Linked DNA regions of Homo sapiens: region 1 is linked to region 2. A link is an interaction called in ENCODE POLR2A ChIA-PET data of the cell type or tissue named here. Cell type or tissue: Caco-2. All regions are shown on one strand. Each heading gives the region's core, and the rest is flanking DNA. Links, peaks and the distances in the headings are about the cores only. Region 1 overlaps KRIT1 (KRIT1 ankyrin repeat containing). Region 2 overlaps ERVW-1 (endogenous retrovirus group W member 1, envelope).

Region 1 (8,000 bases), core at 1-8,000, 230 kb before region 2:
GCTCTTTGAGGAATTGCCATACTGCTTTTCACAATGGTTGAACTAATTTACACTCCCACCAACAGTATATAAGCGTTCCCTTTCTCTGCAACCTTGCCAGTATCTGTTATTTTTATGACTTTTTAATCATAGCCATTCTGACTGGTGTGAGATGGTACTTAAACTAAACAGCTGCTCTGCACAGCAAAAGAAACTATCAACAGAGTACACAGACAACCTACAGAATGGGAGACAATATTTGCAAACTATGCATCTGACAGAAGTCTAATATCCAGCACCTATAAGAAACTTAACAAATTTACAAGAAAAAACCACCCCATTAAAAAGTGGGTAAAATACATTAATAGATACTTTTCTAAAGAAGACATACAAGCAGCCAAGAGACATATGAAAAAAAGCTCAATATCACTGATCATTAGAGAAATGCAAATCAAAGCCACAATATTCTTTGCTATTCTTAAGACATCCTTTCCCCCTTCCTGATTTCGTTCAGGTTAAATTCCATTATGCCTCTGAAACGGTTTAAAATCTATCTTCTCTATATTCCCACTATGTTTTAGCATTCTATTTTTGCTTCTTTTTTGTGACTTATTTCATTCTACCTAATTCCATCCTTGTTTATCCACACCTCTTCTCTATCAGCCTGGAAGCTCCTTGAGGATAGGGACAGTGTCTTTATATTCTCCAAAGTGCCCTACATACAAAAGATAAGTGACTGAAATGTTTAGTAGGCAACTTGAAACTACTTAGGGGAAGGCAAAGGCTTAGAGTATCTATTTGAGAATATGTAAAATCATCTCACTGAAAAGAATTAAATGGTCTGAAAGAATGGATGAAATCTGAGAATGAATTTAGAGAAATGTGATCACCTTAGAACACTGAAATACATCTAAAAGGGAAAAGATAGTGAGGTAGCAATTCGAGAAGTAATAATAAAAATAATACAAACATACATTTTGTATGGTGCTTTAAAATTTCCCAGCTACCTTCTTATATAATTATTTAATATAATCATAGAAATTTATAAAGTAGGCAGAGGTACTTTTTTATTGCACAGATGAGAAAAATGGAGCTTGATGCAGTTAACTAACTTGCCCAACGTCTCATGGTGACTAGCCAGAGTTAGAAGCCAGTTTTCTGAATCTTAGTAGTACTACTACTAAGACACAGGTCTGGATCACAGAATGGAGGCCAGTGAGTGTTTCCACAGCAATGATAAGATATCAATAATACCTTGCATTTTTACTGACCTTCATTATAGCTCCATTATGCTCTTTCAACTCCTATTTGTTCTTAAAATGAAAAGTAGTCAAGAATTAAATGCTGCAGAGCAGGGAAACAGATCAAAAACTCAGAAAAAGTTAAGGTTTATGAAGAGTGAAAAAGAGAAAGCAGAGTGTGTCTCCCACTCACCTTTGAAATCTGGCTGTGAAAGGAAGGAAAGAAACAGGATGGTAGCTAAAAGAAGTAGGTTCAGGTGAAAGCAACTTTCAAGAAGGAAGAGAATCATGCATGTTTGAGGGAAAGAAGAAAGTAGGTGTGGAAAAAGAAAAGTGAATTTAAGGGGAATAAGAAGAATTTTTATGTGTATACCCTATGATACAGGAGAGAGATGGGGACAAAAAGTGATCATTAGGGATAGAGAAGAACATTTCTGACGCCTTAAATTTTCTTTGAAAATAGGGGGCAAAAAGGAGTATAGGGATTATGAAAGTAGAAAAAGAAAGTAGTGAAAGTTTAAGTACTTAGGAGTAGAAACGTTTAGAATAGCTTGGAAGGGGAGGACTAAAAGGCTGAATGAAACAAAGAGTACAGATAGCTAATATACAGTGAAGCTCCAAGTGAAATTGGATGAAATAATTTGTAGGAAGCCAAATCATCACAGTTTGAAAAACACTAACAATGATCTGAAGTCTGAAAGTACTATCAGAGAAAGAAGACACTGATTTGATTCAAAATAGAGGGTCTGGCATAGGGGTACGGGAAGAATAAAGAAGTGAGAGAATATGAAATGTCAGTGAGACATTTACTGAGTGGCTGTTAAGTTCTCTACAAGGGGTTAAAGCCATTTTAAATATTTTGGGAAAATGATGATTCTAGAAAGTAAAGAATGGTTTTTACATGTCTGGCTACCAATCTTGAATTTTAAACTCTTATTTTTTTCATTAAATTGTGTTATGTTAACATATATAGGTATTGTTATTTTTAATACACATGGAATATTTTTCAGTTTCTATTTCTAATATCTTAACACTGGATTTAATCCACATAAACAAAAACTCTTGGGAATCCTGTAACTGTTAAGAGTAAAAAAGTATCCTGAGACCCAAAAGTTTGAGAACCACTAATCTAATTAAAACCCTCATTTTAAAGGTGAGAAATGAGACCAAGTGAGGTAAAATATCTTGTCTTACAAAAATAGGACTAAACCCTAGTCTCTTCACTGTATCACAGTCAAGAGCCCAGTGTCCCCTCCTCGGTCTTTGTACCAATTAGTGAATAAGAGTATACTTCCAAGATAAATTTAAGTTCTTTACTGAATAGTTAAATCATTATTTGAATTCACGTCAATTAAATGAGGCATCCAACTAATAGTATTGCAAGGTGACCCATACTACTCCTGTTACATTAAACTTGATTATCAAGCTGACAGAAAATTAATTTATCCAAGTATAAAACTCTTTTCCTTGGCATACTCAAGTAACAAAAATTTGCAAATGAAAATATTACAGATTAATAAATTTTAGATTCAGACATCAAAATCTTTACATTTTTACAATATTTATTTTTTTATTTTATTTTTTGAGATGTAGTCTCACTCAGTCGCCCAGGCTGGAGTGCGGTGGTGGGATCTCAGTACACTGCAACCTCCACCTCCTGGGCTCAAGCGATTCTCCTGCCTCAGCCTCCCGAGCAGCTGGGATTACAGGTGCCTGCCACCACGCCCAGCTAATTTTTGTATTTTCAGTAGAGACAGAGTTTCACCAGGGCAGGCTGGTCTCAAACTCCTGACTTCCAGTCATCTGCCCTTCTTGGCCTTCCAAAGTGCTGGGATTACAGGTGTGGGCCACTACACCCGGCCAACACTTATTCTTAAAAGCCAAGATTTATTGAGTGCTCATTATGTGCTCTCAAAGCACGTTACTTGTAATTTTTCTTTTACTATTAGGGAAGGTACCATTTTTAAGCCCATCTCGTATAGATAAAGAAACAGACCCTTAGAGACATAAAGTAACTTACCAAAGGTAATATTTTAGGAACTAAAAATGGTACTGAAACATAGGTACATTCCAAAGCATATTAAATACAATGCCATGCTTTTGTTTTTATGTAATAGTTGAAAATATTACCATTCTTTCATTAGAGGGGGAAAAAAAAAAAAACACCCCTGCCACAAAAAGGAGCAACTATACAGTCAAATATAAACTTGGGATTCCTCAACTAAAATTCACTGCCTTTGCCTTTTCCAAATCTATAGTATACTTTTTTGGAATCTGAACTATATTCTCTACCTCTTTTTATTTAGCTCCTGGTAAAGCATGTGATTTCTTTTTTTCCTTTTTTTTGAGATGGAGTCTCACTGTGTTGCCCAGGCTGGAGTGCAGTGGCGTGATCTCAGCTCACTGCAAGCTCCGCCTCGCGGGTTCACACCATTCTCCTGCCTCAGCCTCCCAAGTAGCTGGGACTACAGGCACCCGCCACCACACCCGGCTAATTTTTTGTATATTTAATAGAGACGGGATTTCATGGTGTTAGCCAGGATGGTCTCAACCTCCTGACCTCGTGATCCGCCCACCTTGGCCTCCCAAAGTGCTGGGATTACAGGTGTGAGCCACTGCACCCGGCTGCATGTGATTTCTTTTAGTATTGTTTTTGCCGCCAGTATTTTCTGGTAATCTAAAGAAACAACTATTAACTCAGTTAAAGACAATTAGAGTAACTCTTAATACAAAAATTCCATGTAATAAGAAATATAAGAGCATATTTTTAAGGAAACAGAAAAAAGATCTTTTTATACACACACACACACACACACACACACACACACACATATAAAGCAACTATAGTTAACTGCTTGATTACAAATATTAAAATCAGATAAATCAAAAGAATTTCGAGTTGGAAGAAACTCTAGAAATGATCTACTGCATTTTATATATGGATAAATAAGCTGAGATGCAGAGAGGTAAAGTGAATTACCTTGCTCAATCTAATACAACTAAGACACTGTGGACATTTAACAAGGCAATAAATAATGTGGTACTTTTTTTTTTTTTTTTGAAATGGAATCTCACTCTGTCACCAGGCTGGAGTGCGGTGGTGCAATCTCAGCTCACTGTAATCTCTGCCTCCCTGGTTCAAGCTATTCTCCTGCCTCAGCCTCCCAAGTAGCTGGGATTACAGGCGTGCACCACCACGCCCGGCTAATTTTTGTATTTTTAGTGGAGACGGGGTTTCACCATGTTAGCCAGGATGGTCTTGATCTCCTGACCTCGTGATCCACCTGCCTCGGCCTCCCAAAGTGCTGGGATTACAGGTGTGAGCCACTGCACCTGGCCGGTACCTCTTAAATTAGCCAAGGAAGCTTACTTTAAACAATAGGTGAAGAGCAACTTTCCCACAGAAATAATGTAAAAAACTTTATTATATCCTTTCTAGAAGATGACTTATAGTAAACAGTTAACTACTACTCTAAACACTAACAACTCAGCCCAACTGAGGGGAAAAATAATTATGTGAGAGGAGACCAAGAGCTACACTGGGCAACTAGTGGAAAGAGCTAACCCCAATCCTGTCCCAACACTAGTATCTAACATAATGGAAAGCTGTGGTTCTAATGAAGGCTTTTGAGGGCTTCTTGATAACCAGTTTCTCAAAGCACTAAAAGGATACTTTTATAGCAAGACGCAAGGTCAAATCGTAAGTAGTTAACACATGCAAACTTCCAGTAAAGATAAGCATAACATAATCCCAATACAAAACAAGAGAAACTGCAAAACAAGAGAAACTGCAAGGGTGAATAAGTGACCTTGTACTCTACAGTGACATTTACTAGTCATTAAGTATCCTACTATATGACCTGGCAATGCCTAAGGACACTAACAGTACGTTCCCCATAGGGCAGACCTTACAATTCTGAACATTGGCACATATACAATCATCTAAGATCAAAACAGAAAACTCCTAAGGCAAACAGGTAGAGAAAAAGTATTTGGAATGAGAACAGTCTTGAAAAGAAGGACTAACATTTATAATAAAAAATGTATTCTTTCTAAAAAGAAAAGAATAAATATTCCATTTACCAGCATGCATAATGAATGGGTGCCCAGTGGTCACTATCTAACTGGTTGACTGAAAATCTTTCACTGAGAAGACGGCTTAGTAATTCTGAATCTCCTTCACAGGCGCTTCGGTGGAGAGGAAAATCATCTACCCACTGTCGTTCCCTAATCATTAAAAAGAAATTTTGAAAAATACAACAGGACTGTAAAAATTGTTTCAAAAGAAATGTGACACATCTATGAAAGCTCTGTATCACTAAGAAGCTGTAAACTCAATAGTGACTACAATGCATACAAATTGCATATATAATTTTAAACAATACTTTAAATTAGAATGTAAGTTTTTATAAAAGCAATGTGGAGTAAAACCGAAACAGTACTTGTCTTCTGTGACACTGCTCATGCTTCTCTGCCATTTTTCCTGTTTAGGTATTTGGATTTTTGAGTAGTCTGGAGCTCCTAGACCAAAGTATGGATTTATTACCACTTTATCTACCTAGAAAGGGAAAACAATAACAAAAACCCATTAAGAGCTTTGTCATCTTAATGTTTACATGTTTATATTTTAAATTTTTACTTATTTATTTATTGAGAATGAGTCTTGCTCTGTTGCCCAGGCTGGAGTTCAGTGCTGCGATCTCAGCACACTGCAACCTCCGCCTCCCAGGTTCAAGCGATTCTCCTGCCTCAGTCTCCGGGGTAGCTAAGACTACAGGGGTACGCCACCACATCCAGCTAATTTTTGTATTTTTAGTAGAGACGAGATTTCACCATGTTGGCCAGGCTGGTCTCGAACTCCTGACCTCAGGCAATCTGCCCTCCTTGGCCTCCCAAAGTGCTGGGATTACAGGCGTGAGCCACTGTACCAGGCCTTCATGTTTATAATTAGTAATAGATGTATATATCTCAGGAAAAAAAATTACACTTGAGATAAAACGTCTTTTAAATCAGAGCTAAAATTCATTCAACTCTTACCCGATTTGTATACTGAAGATCTGATCCAAACAAAGGGTTGTAAATACAGGTATCTGCTTTCTCTAGGGCTAACATTTTACTCTTTATTTCTAGTGCACTATAGCCCATATGTAGTGAGTTTTCTGTCTGACCTGATTCAGTAGCATATGCAGGATTTATGACATTAGTTTTTATCCGCTCAAGAGGAGAAGGTCGGAATAAAGCTGGAATAAAGTGAGATTGTGCATGACGTTCATCTAACCACCTGGCAAAATAAAAAAACAGGTAGAAGTAGCCATTCGAAAGTGAAGATGAAAAAGATAGATTACTATCTAACTCTGATATATGACACTTGTGAATATTACCTTCAGATTTTTATAATTTTAATTTAGTGTTAGTTAAGTACTTTATTATTTTTAAAATTTATTTATATTGCAAATTGATTTTTTTAACAAAAAAACATGCATAATACTGTACATACTTTAGGGGCACATGTGATAATATGTTCATATGATCTATAAAGATCAAGTCAGTATACAAATACTTCATTTATTAATAAAAGTTTTGTTAATGGATACAGCAAATAAATTTTTTAAATGTATGTGCCATTATAGTAATAAAAACTCCTTTCAAAAAACATAAAAGTACTGTTAAAATTCAAACTACTGAGATGTAGGTGACATTAGCCCTGTTCTTACAGAAAGACAAAGGCATAAGAGGTTGAATGACTTCTTCACTGATAAGAGTAACTCAATATTAAATGTATAGTTTCATAACAGGTAAATCTTAATTCTTAAGCCAGGGCAGTGTTTACCATTTCTGAAAAATAAAATTAACATGCTGTACCCAGGCCAGGACAACCTTATCTTCGGGTTTTTCATTTTTATATTAGAATTGAAAAACTTACCATTTTTTAATACATATATTATTTTCATTATTTTCTTCTCAAAGTGTCTGTATCTATGACAACTAATTTCTACTATAAACATGTATTTGATTAATTAAAAGATACTTCTAACGGCATTTCTTACTTATCCAAGGCTATTAACATCCTTGCTGTAAGTGTAGCAAAATGAGTACTGGATTCACTACAGACTCGCATAATATCTTGTAAGCAGTAAAAAATTGGGCATCCTGGGGTATATGTGTATTTAGTATTATCTGAAAAAGAAAAATGAAGAATTATGCTACCATATAAAAGGTTTACATCTGCATGTTTTCATCTAAAAATACATGTTAGAAAATGAAAACTTGTTAAGTATAAAATAAATTGTTCTAGATTTGGAATTAGAAGGCCTGGATTCAAGTGATGACTAGCTCTGTGACCTTGTCCACTCAGGTAAATGCAACATTTAGAATTTTGGAGGACTGCAGAAACTGTTTCATCTTTATCTTCCTCAACAATGCTGTAAAACTCATTAATAAGATTTCCAATGCTACTTAAGATACTGAACTTTTTAACCTAAGTATGCCTGGAAAAATATATCTGGAATGCTACAGCTGGCTAATAAAATACATGTCAGCACTGTGTAGCAGCAGGCTGATGGGATGTCCATGGTGGGTGATTAATATAGTATATCATCAGTGTTACTACTATCTTACATGATGCTAGTACTCTATAGTTTCCAAGGTGATTTCGTATCTAATACCTCATTGAATTTTTCCAGCACCATGAAACAAGTGGGAGTAGATAGCAATATTGTCCCTATTTTACAAATAAAGAGCTAAAGATTAAAGAGGAGATTTGCCCAAGGTCACAAAATT
Region 2 (8,679 bases), core at 680-8,679:
GAAATATAAGCCAGGAGAAGGTCTGTGCCAAGAGAAGGAACCCAAATGACCCACAAGAGGTGGGCCATTAATTATTGGGTCAGATGCATAAATGCACAGTAATTTATTTAAGCACCTCTTAATGGTGACCCACAAGGAAGATTGCTCGTAGTAGCGGAAAGGTTCACAATAAATAAGAGAAAAAAGCAGAATGTAGAACTGTATGATAGCAATTCTGCAAACAAGAAGCATCTTTTATAAAAGATGGAAGGAGCCCAGGCACAGTAGCTCATGCCTGTAATCCCAGCACTTTAAGAGGCTGAGGTGGAGGATCACTTGAGCTGCAGTGACCCATGATTGTGCCACCACTCCAGCCTGGGTGATAGAAGTGAGACCTTCTCTCAAAAAAAAAAAAAAAAAAAAAAAGACGGAAATTCCTCCAGAATTTTAACATGTCAACAGAGGTTTTCTGCAGCTACTTTTTTCAGCTTTATACTTCGCAGTATTTTCCAAATTTTCTCTAACAAGCAGTATTTTCCAAATTTTTTACAATAAGCACACACACACACACACGTTTGTTTGCATAAGTGCCCAACTGGTGGTGAACAACCGCTGGCTTTTAGTCTATACATATCTAGAATATTTTATAAATAGTAGTTCTTAAACCCTTGAAAGGGAGTGAATGACCAGCTGAGAAAATAAAGTCAGTGATTTCATTATTTTCCTATATTCACATCATGATTCTAGGAAAGAACTTGGGAGTGACTTCCTTCAGCTTCAGCCACTCCTGGGCCAGGCGCATGCTTAGCTCTGTGGTAAAGGTCACCAGCTTCTTCTGCAGGGTGCCTGTATCATCTGAATTGGAGGTTTGGCGAGGGTAAGAGACTGATGTAGGTTCAAGTTTTTCTTTCCTGTCCTCCACTTGAAATCTGTCTTCCCTTCCAGACTGCCTGCGCTGCTGACTTAAGGCCCCAACACCAAACACAGAAGCAACAGCCTTACACAGAGTGTTCAGCAAGCTCCAACAATTGTGTAAGGTAAAGTTTCCTTTATAGATTCCTTTTCTATATCGCTCCTAGTGGTTCTGTTTCTCTGATCGAATTCTGGCTGATAACAGTTGCTGAGACTCTGAAAGAGAAGGCAAGGAACTACTGTTTCTCATTATAAACTGTTTAGAATTATTTGGCCATCTTTTTGCTATGAATATGTAGTGCTTTGATACATTTTTTAAATCAAAAAGTAATGAAAGAGATCACATAGGGAAAGATAGATTGGATTATTTTTAAAGTTTATATACTAAATTGAAAAGCAAAGAATAAAATGGGAGAAACAGCTCCCTCATGTGGCTGTTGGCAGGAAGCTTCCATTCCTCTCTGTGGGCCTCCACAGGTTTGCTCACAGCAAATGGTCCGTGACAGAAAGACGCAAGGGCAGTTGCACCCAAGATGGAAGCCACCATCTTTTCTATAACCTAATCTGAAAGAAGGGACATACCAGCACTTCTGCCATATGCTGTTGGGTCACACAGACCAACTCTGGTACAGTGTGAACACAGGACCACACAAGGGCGTGAATTCCAAGGGCAGAGACCACTAGGGACCACCTCAGAGGCACAGAGGGACACCCTATCCAGCTGGTGGCCAATGTAAATTAACATAGCTTTTTAGAATAGCAATATGTATCTATAATCTTAAAAGTATTAAAAGTACTTCTTGATCCAGTAATTTCATTTCTAAGAATCCATGCTAAGAGGATTTAAAATGTGGACCAAAAAATGGGTATAAAAAGAAGTTGTTAACAGTATTTAAAGTTGTGAAAAACCAGAAACAATCTAAAGGTCCAACAATAGGAAAATGAATTTTGATATTTTTCTAATAGAATTTTATGCTGTCATCAGAAATACCATTTACAAATAATTTTTAATAACGCAAAAAAAAGTTTATAAAATGTTTAGTGTAAAACCTGGACACAACTACATAATGATTCTGATTTTGTAAAAAAAAAAAACAAAAACACACACATATACACATGCATACATATGCATATAAAGAAAACTGGAACAAACAAAATAACAAGCATAGTTGGAATTACAGTCATTTTAATATTCTTTATGCTTTTAAAAATTTTGAAGTTTGTATTACTAGCATCCACTACTTACGTAGTCAGGAAAAAAATACAACTTTAAAATAGATATTTAGGTCCAAAGATGGTAATCTAAATGGTGTTACAGGCTGAATGTGTGCCTGATCCCCATGCCCCAAGTTCATATGTTAAAGCCCTGGCCCCCAAGGCAATGGTATTAGGGGAGTAGGGCCTTTGGGAGGTAATCAGATTTCTACGAGGTCATGAGGGTGGAGCCCGCATAGTGGAATTAGTGTCCTTTTAGGAAGAGGAGAACAGACCAAAGCCTTCCTTTCTCTCCTCACTATGTAAGAAGACAGCCAGAAGGTGGCCACAGCCAGGAAGAGAGCTCTCACCAGAACCCAAATCTGCTAGCACCTTGCTCTTGGGTTCTCAGCATCCAGAACTGTGAGAAATGAATGTGTGTTGTTTAAACCACTCAGGCTACGGTATTTTGTTGCAGCAGCCCAAGCTGACAGAGATAGAAACAACACAAGGACCCATCAGCAGACGAATGGATGATCAAAACGTGGTGAGGTCGTGCAGTGGGATATTATTCAGCCGTAGAAGGAATGAAATTCTGATACATGCTATAATGATGAACCTTGAAAACATGTTAATGGAAATAAGCCAAACTTAAAAGGACAAATATTGTATAATTCCACTTATATGAGTTAGTTACCTAGAATAGGCAAATTATGTCATAGATACAGAACATTAGAGGTTACCAGGGTTGTGGGAAGAGGGGTATTGTGGGTACAAATTTTCGGTTTGGAGTGATTTTGAAAAAATTCTGGAAATGGGTAGTGACAGTAGTCAACATGATGAATGTACTTAATGACACTAAATTGTACACTTAAAAATGGTTAATACTGGGCTGGCGCAGTGGCTCATGGCTGTAAATCCCAGAACTTTGGGAGGCCAAGACAGGCGGATCATGAGGTCAGGAGATTGAGACCATTCTGGCTAACATGGTGAAACCCTGTCTCTACTAAAAAATAAAAACAAATAAAAAAAAAATTAGCCGGGCATGGTGGCAGGCACCTGTAGTCCCAGCTACTCGGGAGGCTGAGGCAGGAGAATGGTGTGACCTGGGAGTCGGAGCTTGCAGTGAGCTGAGATCGCGCCACTGCACTCCAGCCTGGGCAACAGAGCCAGATTCCGTCTCAAAAAAAAAAAAAAAAAGGTTGATACCTGGGTGCGGTGGCTCATGCCTGTAATTTCAGCACTTTGGGAGGCCAAGGCAGGCAGATCAGTTGAGGTCAAGAGTTAAGGACCAGCCTGGCCAACGTGGCGAAACCCCATCTCTATTAAAAATACAAAAATTAGTCGAGTGTGGTGGTGGGTGCCTGTAGTCCCAGCTGCTGGGAGGATGAGGCCTAGGAATTGCTTGAACCCAGGAGGCAGAGGTTGCAGTGAGTTGAGATTGCGCCACTGCACTCCAGCCTGGGGGACAGAGCGAGACTTAGTCTCAAAAAAAAGGTTAAAATTGTAAGTTTTGTTATGCATATTTTACCATAATCTTTAAAAAATAGATATATAGGAGATAAAGTCAACAGAATTTAATAACCAGTTGTAAATAGAGACTGAGTGAGGAGGATGAATTAAGGAAGACATTGAGTACAACTTTTTGGTAGGTGAAAAACTCTTAAAAAAATACGTGGGCAAAGATCCTACTTGATTCTTATAATTTAAAAATCTCCCAGTTAGTAAACAAGGCTAGGTGGAGATTTGCATGTGATGTGAGGTGTGTGTTCTGTTTTGTAATGTGAGGACTGTGAGCCATCTCCTGGACTTGAATATCCATTAGATAATTGAAAATACGGATTTGAGAACTCAGGAGACGTGCAATGCAGTAACAAAACTCTGCACCTAGTTGATTTCTGTCTCCTAATTTAATGCTTTTATGGGACAAACTGTTAGGCAGGTGGGCAAGATGGACAGCCATATTTTTGTGGGTTTCTGGCCTGTGGGCCAGCCTCAGTGCTCACTCTGAGGTCATGTCCAAACTTAGAACACATTCAGGCCTACCACAGTCAAGGCTCCCTTTCTCAACTCTAGTCCTCTGCACAAATATCCGAAGCCTAGAAATAATAATCATCTGTCCTTGTGTCTTGCATTATGAAAGCCTAGGAAAGGGCCTTGGGAATTAAGAAGAATGGAAAAACTGGTCTAACTGCTGCATGCTTCAGCTTGCAGGGGAATCACTGAAATGGGGACAGGCCATAAAAGGACAACCAGAAGAGTGGCTTCAGCAAAGGCATCGTTTTTCAGAGCAAGCTAGAGAATCCTGCCAGCGTCCTCAGGCAGGGCCCCTGGGCACAGAGGTTAGGCAAGGGAGTGTCCCAGCATGTTGATGCCCTGAGCATCAGAATAATGCCATAGAGGAGCTTCCAAAGAGTTCATTTCAGGTTTTGTAAGCCGAACATTTCTAGGCAAATAAAATTTGATTTTGTGAATAAAGCTTGTTTCTTCAACTCCAGTGCAGATTCTCATAGATTGATAGTGGCTTGTGATCCAGATAAAGAAAACAATTTTTCAAAGATTCATATTCTTTGTAGATGTACGGATTTAGAGACCATCTAATCTAACTCCCTCATTCTACAGATAGGAAAAATGAGGCCTAAAGAAGTTAAGAAAATACCATGGAAATGTCACTGCTGAACTGCCATACGTAGGATCCGAAAGAAATTGGGTAAATGCTACTGTGAGAAATACAGTACTAGGTCCAAAGAATCTAATACAAATTAAAAATCTAAATGTTATTTCTAAAGCATCCCTGCACATGGCTGAACTTACATAGTTTCATTTTCTTTCTTTTCTGTTGAAGAAGAGGCAATTGGCTGGGTGCAGTGGCTCATGCCTGTAATCCTGGCACTTTGAGAGGCCGAGGCGGGTGGATCACCTGAGGTCAGGAGTTTGAGACCAGCCTGGCCAACATGGTGAAACCCCATCTCTACTAAAAATACAAAAATTAGCTGGCTGTGGTGGCCGCTGCCTGTAATCCCAGCTACTCCAGAGGCTGAGGCAGGAGAATTACTTGAATCTGGGAGGTGGAGGTTGCAGTGAGCCAAGATCACGCCATTGCACTCTAGCCTGGATGACAAGAGGGAAACTCCATCTCAAAAAAAAAAAGAAAAAAAGCAATCACTAACCTGTGTTGTTTATTAAACATGACAGACTGGCATGAAGTAATTACCAAACTGTAAACAAAAAAGCTACAATCTGCCAGGCATGGTGGCTCATGCCTGTAATCCCCCACCTTGGGAGGCCAGGTTGGGGGATCACCTGAGGCCTGGAGTTCAAGACTAGCCTGGTCAACATGGTGAAACCTCGTCTCTACTAAAAATACAAAAATTAGCCCGGCGTGGTGGCACATCCCTGTAATCCCAGTTACTCAGGAGGCTGAGGCAGGAGAATCACTTGAACCTGGGCAGTGGGGAGGTTGCAGTGAGCCAAGATCGCACCGTTGTACTCCAGTCTGGGCCGACAGAGTGAGACTCGGTCTCAAAAAAAAGAAAAAAGAAAAGCTACAACCTTAATCTCAACTTCTCATAACATCATCTCTACTTCTGATTAGAAGAGTGGAAGTGGGGAGGTTTATTACAAAAAGACTGTTATACCTTACACACTTCTCCCCATGAATAGTGAAGGTGTGAGTGAAAAAGACAGCAATTTTATTTTTTTTTTGAAACAGGTTCTTGCACTGTCACCCGGGCTGGAGTGCACTGTTGTGATCACTGCTCACTGCAGCCTCCACCTCCCAGGCTCAAGTGATCCTCCTACCTCAGCCTCCTGAGTAGCTGGGACCACAGTTGTGCACTACCATGCCCAGCTATTTTTTTTTAAGAGATGGGGTCTCACTATATTGCTTAGGCTAGTTCTCAAACTCCTGGCCTCAAGCAGTCCTCCGACCTTGGCCTCCCAAAGGGTTGTGATTACAGGCATAAGCCACCACACCCAGCCAGCAGTTTTAGAATAAAGGGTGAAGGTGCTGTTGGGGAAATATAATTTAAAAAACAAAATCTTCTCTCAACCCAGAAATCCTCTCCATGAAGGCAGTAGAGAAAGATAAGCTTTATTATTGAATAAAAATTAAATGAGAATGTGATGCACATCACAGGCACTTTGCTAAGAGATCACAAAGACAGAAGGAAATTTCACCATTTTGTACAGCCAAGCAGGTACAGCCCATTACATGTATGTTTTCGAGATAAATAGTCCTCAACTAAGAGAACTTGACAGCACCACTGGTCACACAGTTCATTCTAACTTTACCTGATAATTGATGTGACCACTTGTGTTATCTAAGATATCAACTTTTCGGGGGTGGGGGAGTGTGGAAACAGGAGTTACTTTTATAGCTTGGTGCAAGGTACTCATTAAGATTAGGCTGTTACCCTCCCACAGAAACTGGAAGATAGGTATGCTATCTGGTAATGTTTACATTTCCCAGATCCTTGAGAAAGACATTCCTAGGTCATAAAGCTGACAAAAGGCTGATTCAGTTTTTAAATATATATATCTGTATATGTATTTCAGGCTGGGCATGATGGCTCATGCTTTTAATCCCAGCACTTTGGGAGGCCAAGGCAGGTGGATCACCTGAGGTCAGGAGTTCGAAACCAGCCTGGCCAACATGATGAAACCCATTTCTACTAAAAATACAAAAAAATTAGCCAGGCATGGTGACACATGCCTGTAATCCTAGCTACCAGGGAGGTTGAGGCAGGAGAATCACTTGAACCCGGAGGCGGAGGTTGAGCCGAGATTGCACCATTGCACTCCAGCCTGGAAACAAGAACAAAACTCCGTCTCAAAATAAAAAAAAAATTATATACATATATATATTTCAAAGAGACTGAGAAAGCACATACAAGTTTTCTCAAGTAATAACCTGACATGGAGGGGAGGAAAATTTCTTGCCTCATTTTCAACAGGTGGAATTAAACTTATTAAATTCATATTTATCTTTACAGTGCCCATCCTAAATTTGGAAGAGGAAGGATGTGGGCCAACTTTTGGCTTAGGCCCTCATGTCAGGGCTTCTCTTAGTACATATGGTACCTTTCTGAGATTTTCAAACTGGCAGCCACTTTGGACTGATCAAGTCGCAAAGCTGAATTAATTGCTTACTATTGTAAGGGAGAGCTATGCCAGTCAGGCCCAGGCTCCCTTAGGAGAGCAGACTGCTGATCTTCTGTGGGGTTTTGGGGAAGCTGGAAGTTTAAGGACAGGAAGACTTTGAAAAGTATTAATAGGATGATGTCATCTGGGGTGGGGATTGATTTGGGCTGTAATAGAAGCCCTACTTGGAGAAGTGAACAAAGGGTTTAATCTGCTTCAGGCAGAAAAACACCTAGGAATAGGACATCCAGGGCAGGCATTTCAGCTCACTGATGCCTTCGAGGAACCAGGGCCCTTCTGTTTTCTTGCTCTACCATTAGTGGCCCATGCATTTGCACCCTCATGGTTGTGTTACTTGGGGGTCCTTGCTCACAGAGCTCCCAAGATGGTGGCAAGCCTCGTGTTCTCTGACCTGGGGTTCTTGGCCTTATGGATTCAAGGAATGGAACCTTGGGCCATGCGGTGAGTGTTATAGCTCTATTAGAAGCTGTGGGTCACAGAAGAGAACCATGGAACCCAGTGACTAGTGTTCAGCTCAATTAGGATGAACCCAGGCACTTAGCCATGCAGGAACAATGGCAAGCCTTTAGCCCGATTGGGAGCGGCAATGGGTGCCTCGCTGGATCAGGAGCACAGCGGACACCCTGCATGATCCAGAGGGATGGGAGTCAGCGGCGGGTCTGCGGTGGCGGCAAACAGCAGTGGTGGATGGCGAGCGAAAGCTCAGCTCAAGCCGTAAGAAACATGGACCAGAAGAGTGCAGTTGCAAGATTTAATAGAGTGAAATAGCATGAAAACAGAGCTCCCATACAAAGGGAGGGGACCCAAAGGGGGTTGCCGTTGCCGGCTCGAAGACTTGGGTTTATATCCCGATCATTGTCCCTCCTGCTGTGCTCTCAGGCAATAGATGATTGGCTATTTCTTTACCTCCTGTCTTTGCCTAATTAGCATTTTAGTGAGCTCTCTGATTGGTCAGGTGTGAGCTAAGTTGCAAGCCCCGTGTTTAAAGGTGGATGTGGTCACCTTCCCAGCTAGGCTTAGGGATTCTTAGTCAGCCTAGGAAATCCAGCTAGTCCTGTCTCTCAGTCCCCCATCTCAACAGGAAAACCTAAGTGCTGTTGGGGAGGTTGGCCGACGACCGCTCTAACTGCTTCCTGCTGAATTGGGGCGTAGTAGAGGTTGTGCAGCTGAGATTTCCTCAGGAGGGGTGCCTTTGATGTCATTAACATCAGATCGTGGGCTAGCAGGCCGGTCCAGGGGTCTGCGGTAGATCTTAGTCTTGGACTGCATCTTGGGCTCCATTTGTAGTTTTACAGCTTCGATTCTGGAAGAGACAAAGTTAACAAGGAGGTTAAAGATACAGGGTCCAAAGAGGAGTAGCAATATTATAGCTGCTAGAGGTCCTAAGAAGGGGAGAATCCAGGGCATCCATTGGCTGAGGAGGCCCCAGGG

Evidence for each region. Peaks named below come from ENCODE experiments on the same cell type or tissue, not always from the same donor. Only the 100,000 strongest peaks of a DNase experiment are listed, where the experiment ranks them.
Region 1: POLR2A ChIA-PET joins it to region 2 with 6 read pairs; 4 of 35 experiments call an interaction of 5 or more read pairs at or near these places.

What each region holds. Positions count from the first base shown.
Region 1 is chr7:92,229,146-92,237,145 of GRCh38, forward strand. KRIT1 (KRIT1 ankyrin repeat containing) reads right to left here. Exons shown (of 19, transcript NM_194454.3): 7 at 7,268-7,397; 8 at 6,258-6,501; 9 at 5,663-5,778; 10 at 5,304-5,447. Among named protein-coding and RNA genes, the nearest start is that of KRIT1, 13 kb to the right of the region's middle. In Caco-2, for the core only: no CTCF peak of the experiment used is centred there; no DNase peak of the experiment used is centred there.
Region 2 is chr7:92,460,395-92,469,073 of GRCh38, forward strand. ERVW-1 (endogenous retrovirus group W member 1, envelope) reads right to left here. Exons shown (of 2, transcript NM_001130925.2): 2 at 7,986-8,679. The coding sequence ends at 8,371. It also overlaps a transcript of GATAD1 not described here. Among named protein-coding and RNA genes, the nearest start is that of ERVW-1, 13 kb to the right of the region's middle. In Caco-2, for the core only: a CTCF peak has its summit at 1,318 (motif pointing left); DNase peaks (open chromatin) are centred at 1,424, 4,367 and 6,427.